Regions from separate parts of the Homo sapiens genome. Here all the other regions are linked to region 2. Evidence: chromatin contacts called from ENCODE Hi-C or POLR2A ChIA-PET data. All regions are on one chromosome and are shown on one strand. The core of a region is the stretch at or near the end of the contact, and the rest is flanking DNA. Distances in the headings are between cores, read along the strand shown.

Region 1 (3,834 bases), core at 114-2,613, 140 kb before region 2:
AGGTCCAGTGCAGAAAAGATTTTTCTAGTATTTCATCCACTGTTTTTTCGGTATAAATGAATTTGTGCTTAGGAAAATAAATATCCAGAAGGGACCTGCACATTGTATTGACTTAGCGTCTCTTAAATTGGTAAGTTAAAGGTGTTATTAGGCCTCATTAAGAAAAATTAGTATTTATTTTTCTTAGGTGTAGAAATGATTTGAAGGTGTACTAGGAAAACTTGGAAATTTTGGTTTTTCCATAGATGAATATTTACATTTTAAAACTTGGAAATCCTAAAGGATAAGCATCTTGAATGATGCAACTTCCCCTTCTGTGGTTCATTTGGGAAGCTAGCAATACTCTTACCTCCCATTGCAGTTTCAACAGTGACACCTGGAAACCTTTGTCCAATCTTTGTTATTTTGCTGTATTGCGAGAAAGTTTATATTCAAATAAGCCTTCTATTTAATTTGGAAAGAAGTTGTTGTCTTTTTGCAGAAACTTTTAACTCTTGGGTTTTCTATTTGTCCATATGGACACATCGGTACGCATGCCTATTACATATGCATTACATGTGCCTGGACCATATTTTACAAGGTCCATGAAGCTCATTTTGATTAATTTCTTTGTCAAGCTTTTTAAACATAACTATTTTTTTTCTCCAAATAACATCTTCCTATGTGTTTGATAGTTGTGGGAGAGATGAGGAAGTTATGAAGACTGCGTGGTCACCTCTCAGCAAACCCCCCTTTGACATATCTGGGGTCCACGGCTAGTTTCTAATGAGCTCCACTCACTCGTACTGTATCTTTGCTGACTAAAGCCTTTTAATGTTATTTATTCACAATCACCTCTGCATTTAGTCAGATTCAGAAACTTCAAATGCCACTTTGGACCTGATATTTTCTTGTGAAAAATGCCTAGACGGGTAGGAAATATGCTTTTGAATGTGCCACAAGTTTCCGATAACTTTTCTGTACCACATGCCACAAATCTGTATGATAATTCTCTCCTATACGCGGCTGAAGTAAGGGGGGAAGCTCTGACTTAATGCCAAGAAGAAGAGGGTGAACCAAGGAAAAGGAAAAAAAAAGTCAAGGGGTGCTTCTAAGGAGAGGAAACAAATAGTGATGCAGCACAGATATTATAGATAAAGTAAATACAGCATCACCACAAAAGGCTAAACACTTGTTAAACTGTCTGGTTTTAGAACATTTCAGCCATACAACATTATTCAACTACTCATCACTGTGAGAACAGGCAATCAGGAAAGCTAATTTCTTAATTAGCTCTGCTCCGGCGGTAATGATTGCAGATCGTGTCAACTAAAATCTGTTTGGATTTCTGTAAATTGGAGTCCGACAAGCCTGCAGTTCCGTCGCCAACCTGATAACTCTCACCCCCCTGTCTTTTGTTTTTCCTTCCAGCCTTTTTCCTGTCGCCATCTCGGTATTTAATCTGACACCGCCAGGCAGCGAGAAGGGCTTACTCTTCCCCTTAAAGAGAAAGAGAGAGAGGAGGAAAAGCAAAACATTTACGTGGGGACAGGGGGGCTGGCTACACAGGAAACCTGGTCCCAACCTAAACTACTGACAAAAGCCTTTAATCTTTCCCACATTCCTCAAGGCATTCTCCTTCTGTAATAAGACATATTCCTTTCAAGTAAATCCTGATAAGGGAATTCATTTTTTTTTACAGGAAATGTATATCCTTGTAAGTCTATCATCTTATTTAGTTTCTATATTATAGGTCCTAACTAATCCAAAACCATTTCCTTATCATCTGGCATGCTAACGGCGCAGTCATCAAAACAAACAATCTGTTAATACAACTAAGGTTAAGCAAAGCCAAGCAGTTCGTGCTATATTTAATACGCATACAACACAGCTTAGCTTTCTTAAACTGCTTGCTGGTCAGAAAGGACCAATTTGTTAGCTACCAAAGGATGTGAGTTGCCTCACAGACTCTGTGAAGCACTCAAGTCTGGATGAAGCACTAAAACATATATGCAAAAGTCCCCATTTGTCTGATCTGGACACTTGTGGCTACCATGAGGCCCACTTGGACCCAGGGCAGGTCTCTGATGATCAAATCATATTCTTTGTCTCCTTTCCCCTTACCTTCTTTTGCAGTGTTTCATCTCAAATAATTTTTCACTGACAGGATTTCAGAGTCAGAAAGTTTTAGCAAACACAAAGGTGGAAAAAGAAATCATTTTTATGCAGACTCATTAGCTTGGAGTCTAGCTTCACTGTCACTTTAAATAAATTAAAATGAGATTTAGAAAAACACAAAGGGCCTGGTCTGTAAATCATTCTATTAGTATGTCTGAGTGCACTTAGGTGATTACCTGATGTCTGTGTGATTAATACTAACCAGAGGTGTGGGTCAAACTCCGGCACCCCCTCACCCCTTTTGTGGCGACAAAGCAAGGAGGAAGGGCAATCAGTGTGGAACTCTAAGTTGACATCACTCAACAAAAAACAAAAGAAGTTTAGGGAGCACAGAACTGTTATTTTCAAAGAACTATTCTTTTTAATAGCTAATGAGAGAGAGGTCCAAAGGTATCTGCCATTTAGGGAATACAACTAAAGAATTTAGCAAAAGTATTGCTCATAATAGTGGTGACATTTAGACAAAAGTCTTGATGACAGCGCAATGCCGTGTTAGAATATATTAGTACATACCTAGGAATGTTGTGCTCACATCTGAAAAATGAAGATTCAGTATTTGTGACTTTTTTACTCTTCGTCAATTACCACAAATCTCTGTTGTTTTAAACTAGGATTTATAAACAAAGTATATTATGTTCATCACAAAATAAGGAGTATTACTAGTATGACCTTAAAGATGGTGTTTCCTCTTTGCAAAGTAAGAGGTCTGGGAATAAAAGATGTTGCTTCGTATTTGGGAAATACAGTTTATTTTACATTGCTGTAATAGGATTAGAAACTATGAAACATTATCCGATAGTAACTTTTTAAAAAACTCACCGACTGCTTAAAAACTAAAAGTTGAACTACTGAAACTCAGGATTTCCAGAGCAATTACAAACTATAAACAGAAGGATAAACCTGATCCTAATTGTGTAGTCACTATTAAGATTCCATCAAAAGCGAACAAGAAGCACAAGATAAACCTGGAATTTCCCATGCCACGTTTTTTGTTTTATCATCCAGAGGACGCTTGCTATCACTAGAACCCCTCCCTATTCAAAATTTACACACAAACCTGGATGAGATCAAGGATTAACTTATTTTACCTAAATCTCTTGCTTTGAATGCAGCTGCCCTTTGATGAATACTTTTGTGAAAACCATGCTCAGTGAGTATCTATTGTGTTTTGATTAATATTGCAGTTCAAACTCTTTTGAAACAGGATGTCCTTATATGAAGGCTCATTATTCTGACACCCACATGACTGTCTCCACTTATAGTTTATTCTAAAAGCTTCAACCCTGCTCAGAATGTAGGGATTTTGTTTGAACCCAGGATTTTCAAAGTTGGGAGAGAATCCATGAAATGATCCCTCGTTCCTGTAAATGTACACACATGGGTGTGCCTGCCTACACCATCAGAGCATCACACACACACACCCTGCACACACATCACCACACACACCCTCTATGCTAAATCTGCCTTCAATTAACCAAAAGCACAATTTTGCCCTGACAGAGAAGATTTCATTTGGTCCACATATGACTAGGGAGCCGATTTCATTTCCTGTAAAAAACCCCCTCAAACGCTGCAAAGTTACCTGACTCAGCTGCTTGTAGAAATCAAATTCAGTCAGAGATAACAGCTAATCATTTGTCACAGTAAGAAGCAATTCCCTGAAATCGGAAGGGAAAA
Region 2 (4,295 bases), core at 534-3,033:
TCACTTGATCAGTACAGGTAGCATCTACCTAATACTCCAGTGGTTTTGATTATATTTTTACTATAACTTTTTCCAAGGAATAAAATCGTCTACTGTCTTTAAAAGAGGATATTTAATATTATTTGGAAAACAGTCTCTTTCCTTGTTAACTTTTCCTCATCTTTACCATCTAGATTTGCAGGTACAAACACAAGTGAAGAACCACTTCATACCAGCGGTGATGCTGTGGTCCTGAAGGTGCCAGCTCCTGTATACTTCCCCCTCATTTATTTTTTTTCTTAAAATTAAATTTTCATTTATGTAGTTTACTTCTTAGCTCTCTGCTATTTTTATATTATATCTCACAATTTAGGATTTGCTTGGAATGTAAAATACATTTCAAGCTTGAGGAAGAACAAGACTAGATAAATTCATAACAATTAGCCCTTCTTTTCTTTTCCAGAATGATTGAGAAGGGGAGGAATTGATCCCATTCTACTTGGGGGCAATTAGGCTTTCAGTCTGTGGCTCAGTTCACAAGCATCTGATGCCAGTGGTGCCAAGGTCAAGGGTTTGATCCTCATGTGGGTCAGTTTGCTGCGTGTTTTCTCAACAGATTGTGTGGAAAGTGTGCAGTCACTGGGAAATGCCGGTCATTAAGGGGACTGGTGAACAGATGGGTGGTAGGTGAAAATCTAGCCTCACTCCTGGAAAAACAAAGCCCGTGCCATACTGTCTTTTTTTTTTGTTTTTTTCATCTGGACAGAATGCACCACTTAAAATGTGAGCTTGTTACTCAACCTTCCTTCATCTCTGTTTCCTCATCTGTAGAACGGAGATAAGATTTGCTCCCTTTCTACCTCACCAGGATCTGTGAAGATTAGATAATGGCTGTAAAGTCCTTATACAAAGGTACATACATTACCATAAACAAAGAGATTAGCTGACAAATAAAAAAGAAAATATTGAAAGGACCCCCCAAAGTGTATTGCCTAATACTTTTGCATTAGTATCAGTAGTTTGCAGTGCAATCCATTTGGAGTTTGGTTTGGCTGAAAAAAGTTAGGTGTGAGTTGTATAACCTCTCTATTAGTAAGGATAAAAAAATGGTTTGATAGTGAACATTTGTATTAATAAAAACAAAGTGGGCTTTGAATCTGAAACAGGTTTCATTTGAAAAGGAGGTGAAGGCAAAGGTCTCTAGGAACATATGTGCCACTGAGCAATATTTGCATATATTTGATCTGCAAGCACGCTTCAGTGATTTTCACAGTATACCTTGGAGTTTAGGTTGTAGCAAAGAGCCGTTACCATTGCTCAGCAGCACGATCTACTCTCTCCAGCTTTATTATGGCATACAGCGACAACTTCATTTTTAGTGTTAAAAAAAATCCTCTTCACTTAATTCAGACAGTGACCTGCAGGCCTCATTCTGACTGAAGGAGCCATTCAGAATACTTCCAGACAAAAGCAGGGCTTTTTCCTAGCAACCAGATCAAAGCCAAATCTCCCAGAATAGCTCCCTCCCAGGTTTCCTTTGGCGCATAGGTTCACAAGGATTGTAAGGCTCGTGGTATCCAGTTCAAACTTCTCTTTCACACTGCAATGGAAAGGAAAACTCCTGAGGAATTTTCACAGACTCTGAAAGCTGGCGAGCCTTGCAAAGAGCACTTAATCCTGGGAGAACATGGTGGTCATTGGGAGCATCCCTAACTTTGTTATCGCCTGCATCTGCATGTACATTCTGTCGGACTCTCAGAGAATGAGGTCTCTGTTTCCTTTCTGCCAGTACCTAATATCAGCTATGCCCAGGAGCCGGCTGATGAAGACTTCCTGTTTGTTTTGAGTCACTGTTAGAGTGATAAATATACTTTAGCTTTCTGCTTCGAGAGGAAAGAAACCAGCTGCCCTGAACTGAAGAGAAAAATGCAGAAATTCCACTGAATGGCCCTGTTATCATGGAGTTTCAAGGGCAGCATAAAAATGAAAACTATAAGCCTGGGCAAAATGAATAATTTCCATATTAAAGCATTTTGCTGCATGCATAGACCTAAGTTGTTTGTCTTTAATCATTTAGGCGAACCATGCATTTTTCACTCTTCTAAGACTAACTCAGCGTTTAGAAATTTTTAAAAAATGTAAACTTACACTACAGAGTAATGGTAAGTTATATAAATAAACAATTACAGTTGTGGTTTTTTGATCTGACCACAAGCTTTTAATGCCACTTTTTTTTTTTGCATGAACATATAATGCTTCTGGATAAACAATAATGTTTACATTGTCAGGGCATCTACTGTTGTATTGAGTCATTTACATACATGATTATTTGGATATAGAGTAACCCAAGAACAAAAGAATATTATAAAATTATTTAAAACCAGAATGACAGGAAATCCTTTACAGCTTAAATAGCACTTCTTAAATGAACTCATAGACTTTCTAAGTTGTGTTTATATCTCATTTTTGTCCTTTTATTTTGAATAAAATAAAAGGATGTTGGATTTGATGACCAGTGTCCTTTGAGTGGAAATTACTATGTTAACTCTGACCTGGAAGACAGTGAATTTAGAATGCTTGTTAATGTGAATGTCGTGATCACTGCATTCGGCGGGCTTTTCTTTTTTAGGCTTGGTATAGACTTGACTTCTAGAAGTTGCGAGTTGGAAAACATGGCAACAATTTGCATGTGCTTGGAGTGGGTATGAGTTGCTTATTTCCTCCCAGTAGGTATGGTCTCATTAAAACTATTTCTAATAGTAGAAGATGAGTAATTTGCTAATAATCTATGATAAATCTTTCTGTCCAGGATAAAAGAAATGTTTAATTAGGAAATTCAAAATAAAATTAGCATTAACACTTTCATGCTGTCAAATTAGTGATGTAGACAGGGAGGCAGGATGGTGTGCATCGGCCTTATGTCAATGTATCTGGATGCATTTGTAAATTAAGACTTAAAAATGCACATGATTAGCTGTATGTAAAAAGGTTCCTCAACATACTAAAGTCAATGATTGGGCCATCAACACAGCGGCTTCCTAGATGGGAGAATTCCAGCGCCAAAGGCTTAATGGAGAATGGGTCCTTAGCCTTTAAAATCTCACATCAAAGGAAAATCATGTGAAAGCGGCAACCCATAAAGGAGGACATGCATTTAGAGATGCTCTGCACATTAGTTAAAACAAAGCCAATTATGCTAAATATTGTTTTTACATTATAAATATGTTGTATGTACTGTGTGTCTTTTTTATATTCTCACTTTACTGACAGAGGGAGGAGGAGAAGGAAGTATTTTTAAAACATGACTAAGGATGGAAGGATTAAAGGACCGAATAATATATTTTCTTGTCATAATGGAGACCTGTAAGTACATGAACTTAGAAATAATAGAACCAGAGAATGGATGGTATTAGGAGGAGAGGAAAACAAATAGCAAAGCCAATATTTTCTGTGGGTAGGAAAGAAGGGTATAAAATTTATTAGATAAGTGTATTGCAAAGCCAAGTATGGCAGGGAACAATTTTAGTGGATATATCTGCTTCTGTACTTTTAAGAGGAGGTTAGAATTTGACATAAATAGATGAGATGGGGTTTAGGTGAGGTGTTTTTGGTAAAATCTATCATTTAAAATAAAATGGAACTTTAATTGGGTGGGACCTATCACTTACCAAATGTAAAAAGGTGTGATAAAACCGCGCTTTACTTTTTTCAGCACTAATGAATGTCAAATACCTAGTGCTGAAGTGAAACTATTATGGTCAAATTGACGCTACACATGTCAAATCGTCATTCTTCTCAGCAACAGTAATTGCTTAGATTGTTTAAAACTAGCTTTGGTTGTGATGGTACATTTGTGATCCAGCCTTAAGGAATGAAAAAGCTGTAGGAATTCTCCCCACTTATAACCAACATCCATTTCTACATGATTGAATAAGAACATAATAATCACTTCTTATGTTTGCAGATTACACTACAATTTACGAAATGCTTTCACTTGTAACACTTTGAGTGATCCTTGGTTGTGTCTGGTTCTGGTTGTAAATGGGAACAGTAACAGGTAGTCCTCTGTCCTATGCCAGTGGCCATGATGCCAGCAATGTGGTTCCTTTTTAGGGGGCAGCCATGTCCCCCACCCTGCCTAACAACATTTCAGGAGCATCTTCCTATGAAGCAGATGCTGGAAAATGAGTATTTTTGAGTGTAGTCACTTGTAGAAAAGTGAAATCAAAATGTGTTCCATAGCAATTAACCCCATATTTCCCTAAACTTATCGTGACACCACATTCCTGATCACAAGAGTTTTAGACTGTTCTTTT
Region 3 (3,826 bases), core at 734-3,233, 240 kb after region 2:
TGGGAAGCCTTAACCTTCCAATGCATTTTCCATTCCCTGAGAGAGTTCTCCGCACAAAAAGGAAAATACTATGATTTACCATTAGAAAGCTCAATATTACCAGAAGATAAATGCTAATTTTTATCTGTCTCTCTTTGTTAGAAATGTGGTCCTTTCCTATCAATACAGCTTTTGATGTCAGTGTAATAAAATGTAAAATCTGTGCAGATTCTCAAACTGTCAAAACAACAGTATGCACTTAACGAAACTTATCTAGCTCTTGGTAAGTATTTAATTTTTTTTTTGTTTTGTTAGTTTTTCTTACATCTTCATTCCTGCAGTTATCAGTGCTCAGAGATAGCCCCATGAAATATATCTTTGATTTTGAGGTAAAAGAAATCTTGGCTTACGATGGACTCTTTTAGGGATTATTTTTCTGGACAATTTTAGATATGAGATCAAAAAATGGAAAATAAAATAAGGTTATAATCTCATTTTTATGCCAAGCATTTTAGATGATTGGCTGTAAATAGCTATATTTCATTACTAAGTTGGTTTAGTGCAATTCATATATATCATTTGAAAACTAAAATCACAGAGGCTTTATATCTTTCTCTGGTAGTTGTTCCTAACATGATATTTTCAAATACTCCAAAGTATATATTTCTAGAATATTTCACCATATCACCGTTTTCGTCAAGCTGAGTTTTGGCATTAATTGATTCAACATTTTCATGTATTACTTCATTAATAGGACACTTTATTCTGCTATCATTTTTTTTCAAATTATCCCCTCCTCAAAACGCTGAAACGCATACTGCCCCACCCCCACCAGAATGGAGAGGTATCCATATCTATGTTTAAACAGCACTTAAATAATAGTTCAGGCAAGTTGGGGGAGGTAGTGGTGGGGGAGTGGAAAGAAGAAAACACAGATGATTCTATAGAGAATTACTCCTCTGTTTTATAAAGAAAAATTATGGTGAATCATCTATTATTATGCAACTGGTAAGGTAACTATTAAAATACAGTCTCATATATTGCTACAATTTAAAAAAGTAAATGTGGTGGGGGAATTCAGTATGGTTGTTATTACTCTAAATATAGACATAGAGGTTGTGTTGGAAAGTAATATTTAAGATATAGCATCTCATTCGTGATCTCTGAAGAAAAAGTTGAACATGTTTTCCACGCTGAAACCCGAAGCAAAGCGGAGACAAGAGTTAAATGTTTGTTGGCTTTTGAGGTGCCCCTCCTCCGATGCCACTTATTATTATGAGTTCTGAGGCATTAAATCTAAAGGCCCATCAACTCACATCTTCCAGCCCTGACTGTCTGTGGACAGGACCCTGTCTGTCTGTTTCCTCTATTGCACTATTTTGTTTGTACTACTGTAATCATTTTGCTGGCCCAGATCTGTGTGGGTGTGCTGGCAGCTTTACAACAAAGTTACATGGGAACAGAGTTAAGGTTGAATATTTATTAGAAGAAGCCATCTGGCGTCAGGCTGTCTGTACAGGGGGGCTCGTTTCTTTAGTAGGCTCTCCTCTTTCTCTAGAGCTCTTCCTCCCTTTCTCTGTCCCGTGCTCTCTCCCCCTGCTCCTCATTTCACAGTTCTGAAGAAGTTGAATGTGCCTCTCTAACCCATTAATTTTGTCCTTTGCATTTATGCTCTTACAAAAAAATCGCCAGATCGTTCTGTTTCTTTTAAATTTGTTCTTGTTTCTTGGAGGCAGCTTGTTGCTTGTTTCCATGCTGACAGTGCCCACTGAGGGACACCAATAGAAGGCAGCAGGTCCCCAACAGCAGAATAGTGGCTTCACAGGTGGGCTTACAAGTTGCCCTAAACATCCATTTTCTGTTTCTGGTTTTCTTTTCCTTTTTTCTTTTTCTTTCTTTTCTTTTTTTTTTTTCCTTTTTTTCCTCAAGTGGGCAAACTGTATAAAAGCATCTCTCTCTGGAGCCAGGTTAATGTCCACACAGGCAATAAGATGCATTCCTAGAGGATAAGTCATTTCCTCAGCCTTTGCCATCTTGCTGCACCTCAGCATCTTAATTGATTACCAACTTGTCTTTGAGGTGTTTAGTTCCTTCATTTACCATTTTTGTATGAGTCAGTTGTTTGTTTTCCTTTTCTGTGAATGTTCCTTTCTTTCCTTTTTTTTTTTGTTGTAGCTACAACTCCCTCTGCCTCTGTGTGTTCTTCACCACTCCCCCAACAGCATCTGCTGAGAGCCTTCCTCAGCTCATGTAGCTTGTCCCATAGCTGTAAGTGTGCTTCACAAGATGCCATTATCACCAACTTGATTGAGTGATGCCTATTTTAAAATACACAGGGTATGTAACTCATGCAGCCAGACAGAGGGAGGCTCATGAGCCCAGCATCACCACTACACTTGAAAATCCATTCAGATGTGGCAATAAGTATTTTGTGAATGCAAAGGGGGCCTGTCATTCCTGTTTTGCTTCTTGTGGGATGACAGCCAAATTCTAGGTTAGCTTCAGTTACGTCCCCGTAAGTGAACTTCTCCCCCCTTACTCTGCATTGTGGGAAACCGCCCAGAGAGAGATTCCATGGGGAGACTGCACTATGGAAAAGACGATTTCTGTAAGATCTGGTAAATCTGTAGTAATGCATTTATTCTGGTATTGGAAGAGTGGCGATTTGTTTACTCAGTTCTTTATCTTTTCCAGAGTATAGGAGTTATCACAGCAATCAGAGGGGAGAAATTAAAAGATTAGTGCAGCACTGAAAACCTCCAGTGCGGATGGGCTATTAGGAATCTAAAGAGTTCAACAAGCCTAAATCTAAGTCAGCTTCGTAACTGCTGTCTCTGCTTCATTGTAGGGCTGGATTTTTTTTTTCTTTTCCTGAGCACAGTTTTTCATCATTTTCTCAGGTGGGCTATGGACTAGCCAGTCACTTGAGTAGAGAGCCCTTATTTCAGGCAGCTTCAAATGCCTCATCATTTCTCAATGAGTTCCAGCTCCAGGAGATTTCAGTGCTGGAAGAATTGCAATAAGCTATGAAACTTTATCCCTTCTCAAGACTCTTCCGAGTCACTGGGGAACTCTGGCTTCCACGGGTAATGGTAATCGCTCCACTCACTTAGAGAAGGAAGGTACCACCTCGGGGGTCACATGACAATACCAAAGAGGTTAAATCAACTTCCAGCTGAGGTTTTACAGATACTTTTGGGATCTTGGAATGATATTACCATATTATTGTGCTTTTACTCTTGTTTCTTTTGGCTCAGGACTGAGGGAATAGTCTTGTGTAATAGATTTACCCAGGGAAGGCTTCACCTGATGCAGGCAAGACTGGCCTCTGGCGTCACCCCGTTTTGGTTTAACAAATAAGAAGGGTCTCAAAGAGAAATGTTGTTGGTACTCTGAGACTTGTATTTATCTTTAATTTCTGGAAGACTTAGGATAAGAATGCAACACAGTATCTCTGGGGAGATGAGTATGGGATGAGAGTAATAGCTATTAAAATAAGAGAGGCGTTCAGGGAAATGACTGGTCATTTGATGCTTTTTTTTTTTCCCTTCAAAAATCTGCCTAAAAGAGTTACCTGATTCATATACCACTGAGATATCTAATTGTGCCTATTTTTAAGAACTTATGCATCTACCTATGTTTTCCTGCAAAGACTTAATTGGATAAAGAAATAGCTTTAACCCTAATGGTCACACTAATCATCAAGATTGAATTATGGGTTAATCACTGACAACCATAAGGAAAAAATAACTTTTTAAAAATTCTATATACCTCCTTCTAAAGAAAACAAGGCAAGGGTATAATACCTGGTGAAATTTTTTTCTATATAGCAGATTTTCTAGACTTT

What was found. A loop is a pair of places that touch in the nucleus more often than their neighbours do. ChIA-PET counts read pairs that join two places held with the same protein, here RNA polymerase II (POLR2A). Pooled maps may share reads with other maps.
Region 1: a map of endothelial cell of umbilical vein shows a loop between it and region 2 (4-fold over the local background). The contact joins two enhancer-like sites. A Hi-C loop is called at or near these places in 3 of 168 maps with a recorded cell type or tissue (K562, endothelial cell of umbilical vein and natural killer cell) and 1 of 50 pooled maps. POLR2A ChIA-PET finds 5 or more read pairs at or near these places in 1 of 52 experiments (WTC11).
Region 3: a loop to region 2 is called in a pooled map, with 2.3 times the contacts of the local background. The contact joins two enhancer-like sites. A Hi-C loop is called at or near these places in 1 of 50 pooled maps. POLR2A ChIA-PET finds 5 or more read pairs at or near these places in 3 of 52 experiments (GM12878, K562 and activated T-cell).

What each region holds. Positions count from the first base shown.
Region 1 is chr2:144,451,313-144,455,146 of GRCh38, forward strand. All of the region lies in intron 2 of ZEB2 (zinc finger E-box binding homeobox 2), which reads right to left. Among named protein-coding and RNA genes, the nearest start is that of ZEB2-AS1, 66 kb to the right of the region's middle. Within about 2 kb of position 1,364, at least 7 of the 41 ENCODE cell types and tissues checked have a DNase peak (open chromatin) inside an H3K27ac peak, as active enhancers do; they include endothelial cell of umbilical vein and natural killer cell, where a contact is called at or near this core.
Region 2 is chr2:144,594,633-144,598,927 of GRCh38, forward strand. No RefSeq gene overlaps it. Among named protein-coding and RNA genes, the nearest start is that of TEX41, 71 kb to the right of the region's middle. Within about 2 kb of position 1,784, at least 7 of the 41 ENCODE cell types and tissues checked have a DNase peak (open chromatin) inside an H3K27ac peak, as active enhancers do; they include endothelial cell of umbilical vein and natural killer cell, where a contact is called at or near this core.
Region 3 is chr2:144,833,713-144,837,538 of GRCh38, forward strand. All of the region lies in intron 2 of TEX41 (testis expressed 41), which reads left to right. Among named protein-coding and RNA genes, the nearest start is that of LINC01966, 46 kb to the right of the region's middle. Within about 2 kb of position 1,984, at least 8 of the 41 ENCODE cell types and tissues checked have a DNase peak (open chromatin) inside an H3K27ac peak, as active enhancers do.